2 separate regions of the Homo sapiens genome follow, and region 2 is linked to region 1. A link is a loop called in an ENCODE intact Hi-C map of the cell type or tissue named here. Cell type or tissue: CD14-positive monocyte. All regions are shown on one strand. Links, peaks and the distances in the headings refer to the core of each region. The heading gives the core; the rest is flanking DNA.

What was found. Hi-C counts contacts between places; a loop is a spot of excess contacts. Peaks named below come from ENCODE experiments on the same cell type or tissue, not always from the same donor. Only the 100,000 strongest peaks of a DNase experiment are listed, where the experiment ranks them.
Region 2: a loop joins it to region 1, with 1.9 times the contacts of the local background. A loop is called at or near these places in 1 of 110 quality-filtered maps.

The regions. Positions count from the first base shown.
Region 1 is chr16:47,089,345-47,098,098 of GRCh38, reverse strand. The region is part of intron 7 of NETO2 (neuropilin and tolloid like 2); the gene reads left to right. Among named protein-coding and RNA genes, the nearest start is that of NETO2, 50 kb to the left of the region's middle. In CD14-positive monocyte, for the core only: no CTCF peak of the experiment used is centred there; no DNase peak of the experiment used is centred there.
Region 2 is chr16:47,039,583-47,048,336 of GRCh38, reverse strand. No RefSeq gene overlaps it. Among named protein-coding and RNA genes, the nearest start is that of DNAJA2-DT, 70 kb to the right of the region's middle. RefSeq lists enhancers at 1,263-1,312, 1,323-1,402. In CD14-positive monocyte, for the core only: no CTCF peak of the experiment used is centred there; a DNase peak (open chromatin) is centred at 3,116; H3K27ac peaks cover 571 bases.

The sequences.
Region 1 (8,754 bases), core at 2,028-4,527:
TGGAATTTTCAGGCTTTTTGCAGTGTTTTTTCCTTATCTTCATGGATTTATCTACCTTTGGTCTTTGATGTTGGTGACCTTTGGATGTGGTTTATGTGTGGACGCCCATTTTATTGATGTTGATGCTATTCCTTTCTGTTTGTTAGTTTTCCTTCTAACAGTCAGGCCCCTCTGCGGCAGATCTGCTGGAGTTTGCTGGAGGTCCACTCCAGACCCTGTTTGCCTGTGTATCACTAGTGGAGGCTACAGAATAGCAAAGATTGCTACCTTTTCCTTTCTCTGGAAGCTTCGTCCCAGAAGGGCACCCACCAGATGCCAGCTGGAGCTCTCCTGTGTGAGGTGTCTGTCGACCCCTTCTGTGAGGTATCTCCCAGTCAGGAGGCATGGGGATCAGGGACCCACTTGAGGAGGCAGTATGTCCCTTAGGAGAGCTCGAGTGCTGTGCTGGGAGGTCTGCTGCTCTCTTCAGAGCCGGCAGGCAGGAACGTTTAAGTCTGCTGAAGCTGCACCCACAGCGGCCCCTTCCCCCAGGTGCTCTGTCCCACGGAGATGGGAGTTTTATCTATAAGCCCCTGACTGGGACTGCTGCCTTTCTTTCAGAGATGCCCTGCCCAGAGAGGAGGAATCTAGAGAGGCAGTCTGGCTACAGCAGCTTTGCTGAGCTGCGGTGGGCTCTGCCCAGTTCAGACTTCCCTGTGGCTTTGTTTACACTGTGAGGGGAAAACCACCTACTCAAGCCTCAGTCATGGCAGATGCCCCTCCCCCTACCAAGCTCAAGCGTCCCAGGTCAACTTCAGACTGCTGTGCTGGCAGTGAGAATTTCTAGCCAGTGCATCTTCGTCTGAAGGGCCCCGTGGGGGTGGGATCTGCTGAACTACACCACTTGGCTCCCTGGTTTCAGCCCCCTTTCCAGGGGAATGAACAGTTCTGTCTCGCTGGCGTTCCAGGCACCACTAGGGTATGAAAAAAAACTTCTGCAGGTAGCTCGGTGTCTGCCCAAATGGCCGCCAGTTTTATGCTTGAAACCCAGGTCCCTGGTGGTGTAGGCACCCGAGGGAATCTCCTGGTCTGCGGGTTGTGAAGACCATGGGAAAAGTGTAGTATCTGGGCCAGAATGCGCCGTTCCCTCATGGCTTCCCTTGGCTAGGGGAGGGAGTTCCCCGACCCCTTGAGCTTCCCAAGTGAGGTGACCCTCCACCCTGCTCCTACTCGTCCTCCGTGGGCTGTACCCACTGTCTAACCAGTCCCAGTGAAATGAGCTGGGTACCTCAGTTAGAAATGCAGAAATCACCTGCCTTCTGCCTTGATCTCATGGGGAGCTGCAGACTGGAACTGTTCCTATTCGGCCATCTTGCCCAGGAATCAACTGATTGGTGTTAATTCTTTACATGTTTAGTAGAATTCACCAGTGAAGCCATGTGATCCAGAGCCTTTCTTTGTTGAGAAGTTCTGGATTCTTTTTTTAATCTCCTTGCTAGTTTTAGGCCTATTCAGATTTTCTTTGGCTTCATTATGCAGTTTTGATTGTGTGTTTCTAGGAATTCATCCATTTCCTCTAGGTTGTCAGTTTGTTGGCATACAGTTGTTCTTAGTATTCACTTATGATTCTTTTTATATACGTCAGATCTGTAGTAATGTCTCCAGTTGCATTTCTGATTTTAATAATTTGAGTCTTTTTGTTCTTAATAATTCTAGCCACAGGTTTGTCAGTCTTGTTGATCTGTCCAAAGAATCAAGTTTTGGGTTTTTGCTCTTTTTCTGTTTTCTATTTTATTTATTGTCACTCAAATCTTTATTATTTTGTTACTTCTGCTAGCTTTGGATTTAGTTTGTCTTCTTTCTCTAGTTCCTTAAGGTATAAAGTTAAACTATTGATCTAAGTTGTTTCTTCTTTTTTAATGTAGGCATTTACAGGTGTAAATTTCCCTTTTACTACTGCTTTTAGTACTCTGCATAAGTTTTGGCATGTTTTGGGTTTCATTTGTCTCAAGGTATCTTATAATTTCCCGTGGATTTCTTTTTTGAAATCACAGCTTTAAAAGTTGTGTAAGAGTGTGTAGTTTAATTTACACAGACTTGTGAATTTTTTCATTTTCCTTCAGTTGTTGATATCTAGTTTCATTCCATTTTGATTTGAAAATAAATTTTATATTTCAGTCATTTAAAATATATTAAGACTTGTTTTGTGGCTGAACATACGTAGTCTATTCTAGAGACTGTCTGATGTGTAATTGAGAAAAATTACATTTTTCTGTTATTGGGTGGAATTTTCTGTATATGTTAGGTCCATTTGGTCTATAGTGGTGTTCAGGTCCTTTATTTTCTTATTGATGTTCTGCCTGGTCATTCTATCCTTTATTGAAAGTGCAATGTTGAAGTCTCCAATTACTATTGTACAAGTGTCTACTTCTCCCATCAGTTCTATCAATGTTTGTTTCATATATTTTAGGGCTCCTTTGTTTTTAGTCCATATATGTTTATAATCGTTATATCTTCTGGGTGAATTGACCCTTTTATCAATATACCGTGTCCTTTTTTATCCAAGACTAGTCTTGCCACCCCCTAGCTGTCTTTTAGCAACTATTTGCATGGAATATCTTTGTCCATCCTTTTACTTTCAACTTTTTTATATCTTTAAAGTGAGTGTCCTACAGGCAGCATATAATTGGATCTTGTTTTTTCCCATCAATTCTGCAATCTCTTCTTTTGATTGGAGAGTTTATTTATGTTTAATTGCTGATGAGGAAGGTTCTGTCACTTTGCTACTTGTTTTCTGTGTGTCTATAGCTTTGTTGTCTCTCATTTCCTCCATTACTGCCTTCTTTTCTTTAATTGATTTTTTTTTGTAGTGACAAGTTTTGATTCCCTTCGCATTTCCTTTTGTGTATATTTTATAGATATGTTCTTATGGTTACTATGGAGATTGTGTTTTTATGAACTGCTTAAGTTTTTAAAAGTTATCTTCACTATTTGGTAAGCATGTGGGAAGTTTTTCTTATTAAAGGTTGTAGCTCATACACAGACAACCACCACAACTTAAAAGTGGAGAAATTTTGAAGACAGATTTTAGGATTCTTCTTTGGGTTCCTAGGCCAGGCACAGCGGCTCATACATGTAATTCCAGCTTTTGTGAGGCCGAGGCGGGTGGATCGCTTGAGCTCAGGAGTTTGAGACCAGCCTGCCTAGCCAACATGGTGAAACCCCATCTCTACTAACAATACAAAAATTAGCTGGGCGTGGTGGTATGCACCACTCAGGAGACTGAGATGGGAGGATCACTTGAACCCAGGAGGCAGAGGTTGGAGTGAGCTAAGATTGCACCACTGCACTCCAGCCTGGGTGACAGAGCAAGACCCCGTCTCAAAAAATAAATGGCCAGGCGCGGTGGCTCATGCCTGTAATCCCAGCACTTTGGGAGGCCAAGGCGGGCAGATCATGAGGTCAACAAGATTGAGACCATCCTGGCTAACACGGTGAAACCCTGTCTCTACTAAAGATACAAAAAATTAGCCGGGCATGGTGGCGGGCGCCTGTAGTCCCAGCTACTCGATAGGCTGGGGCAGGAGAATGGCGTGAACCCGGGAGGCGGAGCTTGCAGTGAGCCAACATTGCACCACTGCACTCCAGCCTGGGTGACAGAGTAAGACTCCGTCTCTAAATAAATAAATAAATAAATAAATAAGTAAATAAATAAAACAAACCTTCCTTTAGGTTCCTGAAAAATCAAGTGAATACATTCCCACCAGGAAAAACTGTTTCTGTTATATTTCTTTGCTTTTCTATCTCCTTAAACTCCTCAGCCAATTAGCTAAGGATTAAAAAAAAAAAAAAAAAATCCAAGTGATATATCAGTACTTCCTAATTTTTTTTTATTTTGCTTATCATAAGTGCAGATCATATTACCAGTAGCTTTGGCAAAATCTGCTTTCCAAAATACCATCATTTTTTTACTTGAATTTGAATGGCCCTTAACTTTAATCTACATTTGGGCAGGGCTGGTTAGCCTCTTCCAACTGTTTCCTCAGATTCATCTCCTGTATGAAGAATAATACCATTTTAAGACACATCTGAACTGCCCAGATATAGTTGAGTTTGTATGTTCACATCACATATATTTTAAAATTATAAGTGGTATATCTTATCTATTGTCATGAAAAGAAACAAATATTTTAGCCTTTATATCCTGACTGATGAGTATGGTGTAATGGTAAGCTGTATGATTTGTGCAAATACAGAGTTTGTAAATACAAAAGTGTGACAGTAAGATATCAGATATTTTTGACAAATTTGAAAATTAATAGTTTTTCTCAATCTTATAATTTCAAGGCATTGTATTATTCCATGGATTCTGTATTAAAATCATGACTGTTTATGACCATATACAGGCTTTCTTATAGCTGAACTCTTCTATCTAGAATTTTAAAGGTCTTCATGAGATGCCAAATGGTCAATTGGGTTATGAAGCCAATTTGGTCAACCAGCCTTCCTACCTGCTTTCCATGCATTTCTTTGGCATTTGTCATGTGAGGTACTGTGTTTGATGCTAGGAAGATACAAACATGCATGGAACAGTACCTGCCCTAAAGGGTTTTCCAGTCAGTTAGGTAAGGTGACCTAGGCAAATAGTGACAGTGTAGGATTGACCGTGACGAAGACCCTTTGAGACATAAAGGGTTCTCCTGTTAAATATCCAAGTTCCTTCAAACAGGCAGCATCAATTACGGAGGAGGTGGTCTTTGAGTGCAGGTCCTTTGGGTGTGTCCTTGAGAGTAGATATATTTTGAAGGTAGAAATGTTCATTGAGGCTGTTATTTTAGACAGAAGCAATAATGAGCAAAGCATTGAAGCAGAGCTAAGGTGGGCCACAAGAAGTGTGGTAGAGGGAGTGGCAGAGAAAGGAGGCAGGAAAGGTAGATTAAAACTGGATGAAGCCCTTTGAAAAAAATCAAAGGGAAAATGTAGACTCATCTTACAGGCATCAGGGAGTTGACACTATAAAGTAACATCTTTAGCGCTGTGCCTTAGCTGGGGCATGGATATGAGTTAAGAGTTTACTTCCATAGTCACAGCGGGAAGCCATGGAGGTCTGAACCTAAGCAGGGGCAGTGAGGACAAAGAAGAGTGGGGAAACGGAATCCACAGGATTCAATGACCCATTCAATGAAGGCTAAAAGAGTGAGTCAGTCACCTACAATTTTGAGTCTGACTGAAAGATGAAAACTGAACAGACAAGATGGGGAAAGTGTCATGTTTTGGACATGGTGAGCTCCTTGGGCAGCTGGAAATGTCGGGAGCTCACGGTGGCATTTGCTGAGAGTGAACTTTGCTGCTGCTGCTTCCTTCACCAGGGAGAGAACCTGAGCATGTTTCTAAAACCTTTTAAATTTGAGAACTTTTCAAACTTAAAAAACTATGCAGAGGCTGTTTCACTGTGTCAAATAACTACAAATCAGTGCTTTATACAAAGACGTAGCTAACAAGAAAGGCTTTTAGCCTTCTTATTTTTCCCTCGGTTTCTGTGCACCTGTGCTGTCCAGTCCAGTGTCCGCCAGCCACCTGCAGCCTCTGAGCACTTATAACATGGCCCGTCTAAACCGACGTGTGCTATCATTATAAAAACGCCTCCCAGATGTCAGAGGCTTGGTATGAAATAAAGAATGTAAAGTATCCCACTAACAGTATTTTATGCTATATGTTAAAATGAGAATGTTTTGGAAATTGTTTCGGGGCTTCCAACAGCATCCCCATGTTAGGTGCCTTGCTGGAAGGACTCTAGAACCCAGCATTTATTTGTACTGCACTCACAGCTGGGATGGAGGACAACAAAAGGGAGCCGCCAGGGAGAGGCTGCCAGGGTCTGGACCGATCCTTGCGCAGGTCCACATATCGCGTCCTTTCCATGAGGGGCATTCTGAGTATGCCTGTTTCTCCAACAACAGCAAATGGGCATGGACTGGACACAGTGGCTCACGCCTGTAATCCCAGCTCTTTGGGAGGCCAAGGTGGGAAGATTGCCTGAGACCAGCCTGGGCAACATAATGGGACAACATCTCTACAAAAAAAAAAAAAAAAACCAAAACAGTTTTAAATGAGTTGGGCATGGTGGTGCAAACCTGTGGTTCCAGCTACTCTGGAGGCTGAGACAGGAGGATCACTTGAGCCCAGGAGGTTGAGGCTGCAGTGAGCTGTGAATCATGCCACTGCATTCCAGCCTGGGCAACAGAGTGAGACTCTGTCTCCAAAAAAAAAATAAAAATGCAGTAGCACATACGCAGTGTTTCTGCCCAGAGAAGCCCATTAGAGACTCAGCACCCAAGGTTCTTATCAGAGTCTGGTCACATAGGCACCCTCTGCTTTGCATATATCAAAATTTCAGACTCTTAGCAGGAAAGCAAGTATTTGGCATAAATGACATCTTTTATGCAAAGTCTAGGTACAATGAAGTACCCTTATCTGTTAGGGAATGGATGGCACCCAAGGGCCAGTCTTGCAATCAGAACCTTTCAAAGGTAGCACCCTCAGGCCTGCTATAATGTTAACTCTTTCTGCACTGATATGTTGGGTTAAATAAACTATATAAGTCAAATTAATTCCACCAATTTCTTTTTTACTTTTTAATGTGGCTACTTGCTCACATTTTTTACTCACATATTTATTTTGGGCAGCACTGGTCTATATCCATGATGAGAAATTCTTCTCTAATGTGTTTTAGTTAAGGTATTTTCTCTATATACACTAATTTTTTTTGTTAATACAAATCTGATAATTAAACAGGTGAAAAGCCTCCCTCGAGTGATATCTTTATATTAACTAATCACCAAATGTAAGAATAAGTTTAAATTGTAAGGCTGCAATAGATTTAACTTCATATCCCAAATTTAGCTTTATTACCCAAGAAAAAGAAGAAAGCCGCCCCTTCAGAAAAAGTGTGTGTGATTAAAATAAGGGATTTAACAGAGTTTTTTAAAAACAAGAGCCAGCTTGAAAAACCTCCATTTGGAAAGCAAATTTCAGAGCTCCAATTAGTAAATTTTTTCATGCTTATCATTAATTCAAATTATTGAACTATTTCTTTTGTTCTCCTCTAAGCTGTGATTTGTAATTGTTACAATTTCACCCATGGAAACAATTAGTATTTCAGAAGAGGTTTATATAAATGGGCTAATTCTGCATGAGAGATTCAGTTCATGCCTACCCATTGTAGATTGCAGATATAACTGAAATAGAATAATTTTGCTAAAATGAATGATACAGAATAGCAATCAGGATATATTTGGCTTCTTCCCAGGCACTGAATACTAATATATACCTCACTCTTTAAGAAAGAAACAGTTTTAGGAAAATAATTTCTAGGACTAGAACTGTGAAAGCAGCAGCAGATATTTTTGTTAGAATAAACCCGTAATGTGATTTTCGGTGACATACTGCCTGCAGGCCCCCTGCAGGCTTTGCTGAAGGACAGCCATCCTTCAGCATCATTGCCACATCTCATTGAAATTGGGGGGGACACAAAATTCCAGCCCTCCCCTTCCTTTCCACACCATGACCCAGCAGTGAGGAACAGCAATAGGTAGAGAGTTCTCAGGCTATAAGTGGAGTTCATAACTGGCACTATTTTTGCTGTCTTTTTTTATATAAAGACTTATAGTTCAATCATTTTATTATTTGAATTGAAGCATACCATTAAAATCCCATATCAATAACTGATGCTTGATTGTCATTTCCACCAGCCATGCTTAACCAGTGAAAAGCCATAAAGGTTAATGTAGGTGTAATTATTAATATAACTCACATTTCTATGAAACAAAAGCTGACAATATCAGTGCTGTTTTCTAATCACTTTAAATAATATGGAGAGCAGTTGTAAAGAATTTATAATAAAAACTGAAGACATTTTCCTCTCACTGCTCAATCAGTGATGAACACGGAGTGGTAAACCTGTCTTTAAGGCCACCTTTGAAGTTATAAAGAGCCATCAAAGGGGGGGGTCACATGATGTTCTGTAGATAAACCTTAAAAACCAATGGTAGTTTTATTCATGAAATCCGAATGTCAAGGACCCACAGTGCTGTTTATTACCTCATTCAGCCTGTCTTGAAAATGGCTTATCTTTCCTGCATCCCGTTTTTGTGAACTAGATAAAATAGGTAGTAGAATTAGAACATAATATACAATTATATTGTATGTAATAGAATTACAGTGTGATATATAAATAAAAAAAGAAACTCCAGTTTGTAGAAATGAGGAAATCAAAAATGCTATATGTTTCTCTTGGCCGTTTTTTAGTATTTTTCGGTGCCCCCATTTGTATGATACAGTTTTATGATATCTATGACAAACCCAAGTAGGTGCACTAGCTAATTTTGTAGCTAATTTTGTAAAGTGAATAAAACACCACCATACACTCCCCAGCCCTCAATATGATGGCATGTTTGTGTAACTGATACCTGTTGTCTTTCCGATGAGCCTTGGAACCATCAATGTTATCTAAGAACCATGAAGTAATTATTTCAGTGGTTTTAGTGATACCATTTTGACAGGTTAGCAGTCTCTGGATAAATTACTTATTAGATATATACATCATTTGAACTTAAGTCTAAAACAGAAGTATCATGATTGAGACCACTGATTGCATAGTCTCATCAAATTTTGGAACCAGAAGTCTGAGATACACTGTATTCCATCCCCTTCATTTTAAAAGAGGAAGCCGAGGCCCAAGGAGGTTAAATACCTTAAAATGTGGATTAACTGATA
Region 2 (8,754 bases), core at 1,880-4,379, 50 kb after region 1:
TTGAGGCTGCAGTGAGCCTTGATTGCAGCACTGCGCTCCAGCCTGGGTGACAGAGCAAGACACTGTCTCAAAACAAAACAAAACAAAGCAAAAAGGTGATAGGTACCTTCTTCATGGGCAACTGTGTGTTATTGATGAGATGGTGCATGCAGAAAGAGTGTTTGGTGGCTGAAAGGACTTGACAAAGATTAGCTTTGGATTATTGCAGCTGTTGATGGTGTTGCTAATCGAAGGACTTGCTCTGCCAAGGACTCCAGCAAGGACTGAGGTTCCTGCTATGCAGACTGTGGGTAGAGGCTTAGTGCTCCCGAGCCCTGCTTCTCCCATGGTCCCCCAGTGGCCTCCTGAGTGGGCCATGGCCCTGAGCTCAGAGGGCACCAGGACCCTCCCCAGGCCGGCTGAAGAGGCAGATTCCAGAACAGCCTCCTCCCCAGCTGGGAACACCTCCCCAGATCTCAGTTCCCTTGCCTATCAGATGGAGGACATCAGATCTGCTTTCCTCTTCTGCAGTGGTGAGGAACAAGCAAGAAGACATGAGTGGAAGGAAAAACTGATGTGTCTTATTAGCAGTTTATTGTTGTTATTAATTATCAGCTCCAGAAAACTGCTGGGATTACAAGCCTGTGTTTTCTCACATCTCTCTAAAGGCCATTACCACGAGGGGAGCCAGCAGACTTAATTTGTGAATGCTAGCTACTAAATTATGCAAAACCAGATCTGCTAATGAATTTCTCCCATGGTGGCGGCTGGTGCTGAGGAGTTTGCAGGTACACTTCTTGGAGAGAGGGGTGGAAAGGGGCCTGGGTATTCACTGTTCCACCTCCACACTCAGAACTCACCTGCCTTCACCCACCCCTGGGACAAAGGCTGCCTAAAATGTGAATTCCCAGCTGGGAGAGGCATCAAGATGGCTGAATAGATTATTTGGTCATTCAAAGTGGTTTTTGTTTTTTTCAGTTTGAATAGACTCAAATAGCTTGTCTCAGAAGGAAGAAAAAGGCTGCTGTTGAATTGAATGTAAGCCTGCAAATGACTTCTCTTTCTCTCTCTCTGCTCTATTTCCGAAAGCTATTTATAGATTAGAAGCCTGTCATTGCAAATTAGGGACATTTTCTTCCTCCCCCATCCTCTACTACTCCAGCCCCAGCTCCTTGAGGGCGGTGGTCACTGGGCAAGCCCAGCATCAGCACTGTGCAACGGGCAGCCTGTGCACATCCCCTTCTGAAGACAGCTGCCCCCTGCTTCCACTCCTGACTGTGAGCTCCTCTAGGAGAGGGGCTGGGTCCGCATGTCCAGGACCAGGCTAAGGCTGGACACAGGGTAGGCCTCATCACATCTGTGAGATGGGTGCTTCAAGGACAAGCTCAGAAACCTGCCCTGACTTATCAAGGCCAGAGAAGTTGATTCATCAGAAGGCTCCAGGCAGCTCACAGATGAAAAAGTGGGCTGTGTGGACTTTCCCAGCCTGGAGGAGGGCAGGAGTCAGGCCAGCCTGGAAACCTGGCGGCAGGAGCAGGACTTTCAGGGTCCAAATCCTCTCCAGGTGTTCTATGCCCAGTGGTTCAAATCCCACGGGGCCACACTCACTATGTAATCTCGGACACGTTTCTTAACCTCTCTGGGATTGATTTATCCTGTGTAATCGGGATCACAAAGCCTTCCTCCCCATCTCCCCATACCCAGGTGTAAGCCTGCTGCAGTCATGCTGTTCTTTGAAAAAAAAAAAAATTTTTTGAGACAGAGTCTCACTCTGTCACCCAGGCTAGAGTGCAGTGGCGTGCTCTCAGCTCACTGCAACCTCTGCCTCCCAGGTTCAAGTGAGACTCATGCCTCAACCTCCCGACTAGCTGGGATCACAGGCATGTGCCACCATGCCCCGCTAATTTTTGTATTTTTATTAGAGACGGGGTTTCACCATGCTGGCCAGGCTGGTCTCTAACACCTAACCTCAAGTGATCCACGATCCACCTGCCTTGGCCTCCCAAAGTCCTGGGATTACATGCGTGAGCCACCGCTCCCGGCCTATTCTTGAAATTTAAATGAAACTGGCAGGGACCTCAGATCCCTTGTCAATGGAAAACTGATATCCCTGTGCCCCAAGATTTCTGCGAATCCTTGGAGATTACATCCAGCCTCACTCAAATTTTTTTTTGCATTTCTGTTGAGCAACTAGATGATCCAGGCCAACCACAGTGGTTCATGCCTGTAATCCCAGCACTTTGGGATGCCAAGGCAGGTGAATCATTTGAGCCTAGGAGTTCAAGACCAGCCTGAGCAACATGGTGAAACACCTTCTCTACAAAAAGTACAAAACTTAGCTAGGCATGGTGGCATGCACCTGCAGTCACAGGTACTAGGGAGGCTGAGGTAGGAGGATCACCAGAACCTGGGGAGGTTGAGGCTGCAGTGAGCTGTGATCATGCCACTGCACTCCAGCAGACAGAGTGGGTGACAGAGTGAAGCCCTGAAGGAAAAAAAAGAAAGAGAAAGAGAGAAAGAAAGAGGTAGGGAGAAAGAGAGAGAGAGAGAGATAAAAGAGGTGGGGGGGGGAGAGAGAGAGAGAAATAAGAGAAGAAGGAGAGGAGAGGAGAGGAGGGGAGGGGAGGGGAGGGGAGAGGAAAGGGAAATTTACTTCCTAAATGGGCACCCTTCTTTAGAAGTGCCAACCACTAAAATAACAATTTTTTCACACTCAGTAAATGCAGATCAGATAAGTGCTTTGAAAACCACAAAGTACGGCCAGCATAGGAAGGTTATTAAACCCGTTCCTCTTAGTCCCATTACGGACAGCACTTCCTGGAAGGCATCTAAATGCTCTCTGCTCCAGCACTGTTGGCCTTGTAAGAGAACAGGAGCCTGTGGAATTTTCTGAAACAATCCTTTCAGGCTCCAAAGAACCCACTCCCATTATCTTGAATTAAATCCATTCCAACCATTGCCTTCCACTTTTTAAATTTTTGTTGGAAAATAATTTACATACAGAAAAGTACATCATTAACATTCACACCCGGTTCAAGACACAGAGCACACTCAGCTCCCAGAAACTTCCCTTCCAGTCACTCGCTGTCTCCAAAGCTGACCTCTAACGGCCGACATGCATGCCTGCTTCTGTATCTGTGAATGGAGTCCTACCATAGATGCTTTGCACTCAGCTTCTCCCACCCCACAAGACATTTGCAGGATTCAATCACGTGGTCGTATGTAGTTTAGATAATCATTCTCATTGTTTCATCAACGTCTCTCCTGTGGAAATAATTGTTTTTCATCTACTGTTGATGAGCATTTGGGTAGTTTCCAGTCTGGCTATCGTGACTAGCACTGCCTTGGACATTCTAGTCCATGTTTCTTTGGCACACATAGGGCTGTGTTTCTGTTGGGTATCTGCCTAGGAGTACAATTTTTGGTTCGTAGGGTAGTCATGTATTCTTTTTTTTTTTTTTTTTTTGAGACAGAATCTTGCTCTGTCACCCAGGCTCACCGCAGCCTTGAAATCATGGGCCTTGAAATCATGGGTGTCAGTGATCCTCTCCTCTTAGCCTCCTAAGTAGCTGGAACCACAGGCATGTGCTAACATGCCTGGCTAATTTTTTATTTTTATTTTTATTTTTTTGTAGAGATGAGGTCTCACTATGTTGCCCAGGCTGGTCTCAAACTCCTGAGCTAAAGCAATCCTTCTGTGTTGGCCTCGCAAAGTGCTAGGATTACAGATGTGAGCCACTAAGCCTGGCTGTGTTAATCTTTAATAGAACAAGTGCCAAATGGTTTTCATCCCATCTTTTCTTTCTTTCATGTTTTATTTATTTATTTTTGAGACAGGGTCTTGTTCTGTTGCCCAGCCTGAAGTGCAGTGGTGCAATCATGACTCACTGCAGCCTCGGCCTCCTAGGATCAACTGATCCTCCCATCTCAGCCTCCCGAGTAGCTGAGATTACAAGTGCACATCAGCATGCCTGGCTAATTTTTGTATTTTTTTTTTGTAGAAACAGGGTTTCACTATGTTGTCCAGACTAGTCTCGAACTCCTGGCCTCAATCCTTCCTGGCCTCAGCCTCCCAAAGTGCTGGGATTATAGGTGTGAGCCACCGTGCCCGGCCCGGCTTTACCCTTTCTTTAGAGTGTTTACTCTCAGATCACCTTCTGCAGGGAAGCGATGTTAAGTGGCTTGTTCCAGGCCACATGCCCAGCAGTGGTAGAGCTGAGATTTGAGCTTATGCAGGCTCCCTCTCAGAGTCTGTACTATTAATTGCCAGGCTACACTGCCTCCCTGTTTCTGAGAAGAGTCTAATGTACCATATAAAGTTGTGTGCAGTGAAAACCTCCTGAAAAGGAGCCCTGAGCTTAGGGCTCCTTAGGGGTTGTGTGGAATATTTTATTTTTATTTATTTATTTATTTATTTTTGAGAGTGTCTCGCTCTGTCACGCGGGCTGAAGTGCAGTGGCGCCATCTGGGCTCACTGCAACCTCTGCCTCCCAGGTTCAAGTGATTCTCGTGCCTCAGCCTCCTGAGTAGCTGGGATTAACAGGCATGTACCACCACACCCAGCTAATTTTAGTATTTTTAGTAGAGACAGGGTTTTGCCATGTTGCCCAGGCTGGTCTCAACTCCTGGAGCAATCTATCTGCCTTGGCCTCCCAAAGTGCTGGGATTACAGGCCTGAGCTGCCGTGCCCAGCCGGGGAGCAGAATATTTTATAATGGGCAGTGGGCACATCTGCTTTTCGCTCCAGGAGGAAACATTAACACTCACCTCTAAGGTTGTTTGTTGTACAAACATCCTAGAAAGATCACCTAGAACCAAGGCACCCTCTGCTCACGAGATGTGCAGACATGTGAGGCCCATGGAGGATTGTCTCCTAACAGCTGCCCCAGCCTGGACTTTGGGCTGCAGCCACATCTAACATCTGCTGCCTCCATCACCAGCAGAGATGCCGCGGCTGCCTACAGAGCCAGAGGGAAGGGAGACTGTCGTGCCATCTGGAGGCAGCCCATGAGCAGCTATGGGGCCAGTCGCCACCAGGCCTGTGGGCCCTGGAAAGACTATGGGCTTTGGCAGGGCGCGGTGGCTCATGCCTGTAATCCCAGCACTTTAAGAGGCCAAGGGCAGATCACCTGAGGTCAAAAGTTCAAGACCAGCTTCGCCAGCATGGTGAAACCCCATCTCTACTAAAAATACAAAAATTAGCTGGGTGTGGTGGCACATGCCTGTAATCCCAGCTACTTGGGAGGCTGAGGCAGAAGAATTGCTTGAACCTAGCAGGTGGAGGTTGCAGTGAACAGAGATCGCGCCACTGCACTCCAGCCTGGGCAACAGAGCGAGACTCTGTTTCAGAAAAAAAAAAAAAAAAACAAGACTGTGGGTTCTGAGGGCACCAGCTGCTCCCATCCAGGGCCACACCCAGGCCTCCAGGAAATAGCCATTGTCCCCTCTGCCCTCTGCCTCCCCCTGAGGTATCCTCTGCCTCTTCTGGACCTTCTCTTTCTCGCTTTATTCTCTCTTCATTGCTTTGCCTTTCCTGCTGGCTTTTTGCAGATCTCTCTCTCTCTCTTCCTCTCTTGATGATTTTATCTCTGGGGCTGTATGCAAACTTTAGAAAACAAACTAAACACATGCACACCACGCATATGAGAAAAGAAGAAAGCGAGGATCACCCACAATCCCCCCACCCAGAAATAACCACAGTGAACATTTTGGTCAGCATCTCCCCAAAGGTTTCTCTTTTTTTTTTTTTTTTTTTTTTTTTTTGAGACAGAGTCTCGCTGTTGCCAGGGCTGGAATGCTGTGGCGCGATCTCGGCTCGCTGCAAGCTCCACCTCCTAGGTTCACGCCATTCTCCTGCCTCAGCTTCCTGAGTAGCTGGGACTACAGGCACCCACCACCATGCCCGGCTAATTTTTTGTATTTTTAGTAGAGACAGGGTTTCATCGTGTTGGTCAGGATGGTCTCGATCTCCTGACCTCGTGATCCGCCCACGTCAGCCTGCCAAAGTGCTGGGATTACAGGCGTGAGCCACTGCGCCCAGCCCAAAGGTTTCTCTATAGACATAGCCACATATGTCACATATCCACACATATCAACATACTCACCACAAAACTGGGATCCCATGTAGACAGAGCTCACGCTTCCTGAGCTACTCCGGAGAAGAGGAGGCCTGTGGAGGCCACAGGGCCGGGGAAGACTTTCTTCCCCTTGAGAAAGAAAATGAGAGAGAACTTGGGACCACTGCTAGCTGCATGGAGCCTTGATCTTCCAGGACACCAAACCAGCCTGTGTCCCCTCTCCCAGCTCATCCCTGCCAGCAGGGTCAGGGAGAAGGTTTAGCTGTGAGGGTCCTCGGGATAGCGACGGAGGCAGGACCACATCTGCTCCCCTCAGCCTTGAGCAGGCTTCCAGGAGGAGGTGAGACCTCCGTGCACATGGCAGGGTCTCCATGGATTGTGGAGCAGAAGACTGACGGGAGTGTGTGGGCGGGGTGGAGGGATACATGTCTGTATGAGTGTGACCACACACTCACACAGACCTCCATCTTCAGTCCAGCAACCACTGAGGGAGGGAGCGGTCCTGCCACAGCCGCACAGCCACTTTTCTTTTTTTTTTTTTTTTTGAGACAGAGTCTTGCTCTGTCGCCCAAGCTAGAGTGCAGTGGCACAGTCTCAGCTCACTGCAACCTCGCCCTCCCGAGTTCAAGCAATTCTTATGCCTCAGCCTCCCGAGTAGCTAGGACTACAGGTATGTACCACACCAGCTAATTTTTGTATTTTTTGATAGAGATGGGGTTTCACTATGTTGGCCAGGCTAGTCTCAAACTCCTGACCTCAAGTGATCCACTCACCTCGGCCTCCCAAAGTGCTGGGATTACAGGTGTGTGCCACCGCACCCAGCCTTAATTTTTGTATTTTTAGTAGAGATGGGGTTTCATCATGTTGGCCAAGCTGGTCTCGAACTCCTGTCCTCAAGTGATCTGCCCGCCTCAGCCTCTCAAAGTGCTGGGATTACAGGTGTGAGCCCACATGCCCAGCCCCCTTTCCTTGGACTCAAACCTACCCCAACTCCCATTCTTGGATGTGCCTTAATCCTCAATCCCACCCCAGGTTGAGCTGAGAGGGCAGCCTGAGGCTGGAGGGGCTGGGAAGGATTCATGGGTTTGGTGGGAAACATTTAGGTGGTTTATAAATTTTCACTATTACAAATAATGCGCTTCCAAGGTTTTCATTGTTTTATTTTATTTTACTTTACTTTATTTTTAGAGACAGGGTCTTGCTCTGTCACCCAGGCTGGAGTGCAGTGGTGCAATCATAGCTCACTGCAGCCTTGAACTATTGGGCTTAAGCCAACCTCCCACCTCAGCCTCTTGAACAGCTAGGACTATAGGTGCACACCACCATGCCGGGCTAATATTTTTTTAAATTTATTGTAGAGACGGGGGTCTAACTGTGTTGCCCAGGCCGGTCTCAAACTTCTGGACTCAAGTGATCCTTCTGCCTCAGCCTCCCAAAGTGCTGGGATTACAGGCATGAGCCACTGTGCCCAGCCTCCAAGATGTTTAAAGCACCATACTTGTTACAAGAAATTCAGACAATAACCAAGTTCATAGAATTACATCAGAAATTCTCCCTGAACCCACCCCGACTTCAGTTCCACTCTCCACAGAAAAGTGACCACTGAAAATAGGTTAGCATCCTCTTAGAGTTATTCTTGGACATAGACAAAAATATGAGCCCATATGAAATTGTGTTTTTTTTAATCACACACAGATACTTCTTTTTCTCACTCACTCAACAAGCCTTCATGGGCCTTTTCCAAGCCAGTGCGTAGAGAGCGGCCTCATCAATATGAAGGTTTGCTCTGAGAGGAGAACCAAGTCAGCCTAAGACGTTTTGGCCTTTCCACAAACATTTGCAAACACCTGCAATGCTGGGCAGGCTCTGGAGGCAGAGAGACCTGGGCTCAGAGCCCACCTCCACGCTCCACAGCCATGTGATCTTGAGGAGGTCACCCTCCTGCCTGAGTACCTACCTTGGGTGCTATTGTGAAGGTGAAGTAATAATCTGTATGGGAGGCTTGGCAGAGCATCCAGCTCAGAGAGGGCCCTAAATGATGGAAACTGTGACTGTTACCTCCAAAATGAGCCAGCCACAAGCATAGCTGCATAGCCTTCCATGGGCCGCCGCCTTTTCACCCTGCTGAAGAACACGGAGCTTGTTTCCAGTTTTAACCGTTTGCTCTTTTATTCAACAAACAAGGTCACTTCCTCCTGCTATGTTTTTCAACTCACTACATGTGAAGCATTTGTTGGGAAAGAAGCCATATTGACCCCCATGCTACTAAGCCACCTTGGGCAGCGCTTGGTGTCTCTGAACCTTGCTTCCTGTCTGTAAAATGGAGGAAAATTCAATTAATCCTGTCTCTGCACCTGGCCAAGGTTTCCTGGAGGACAAATTAGAAAGTGGCTGTAAAAATGCTTTGCAAAATCTGAAGCAGTGTAGACACATGAGGGAATGTTATGTGGACAGGACTATGGCCCTGCTAGATTCTATCCTCTTGGGAGGGCAGACACTGGGGACTCGGTAATACTTGCCGAATAATGAATGAATCTTCTCATCTGAAAAATAAGGAAATCAAAGGCCCGGTGTCTCTGGAACGTTTAACAAGGGAAGAGGAGAAGGAGGAAAGGCAGAGCCCACCCTGACTGTGTTCCTCTTGTCTTTTCTCCTCCCACCCTTCTTCCTTCCTTCCTTTCTTTTATTCAACACATAT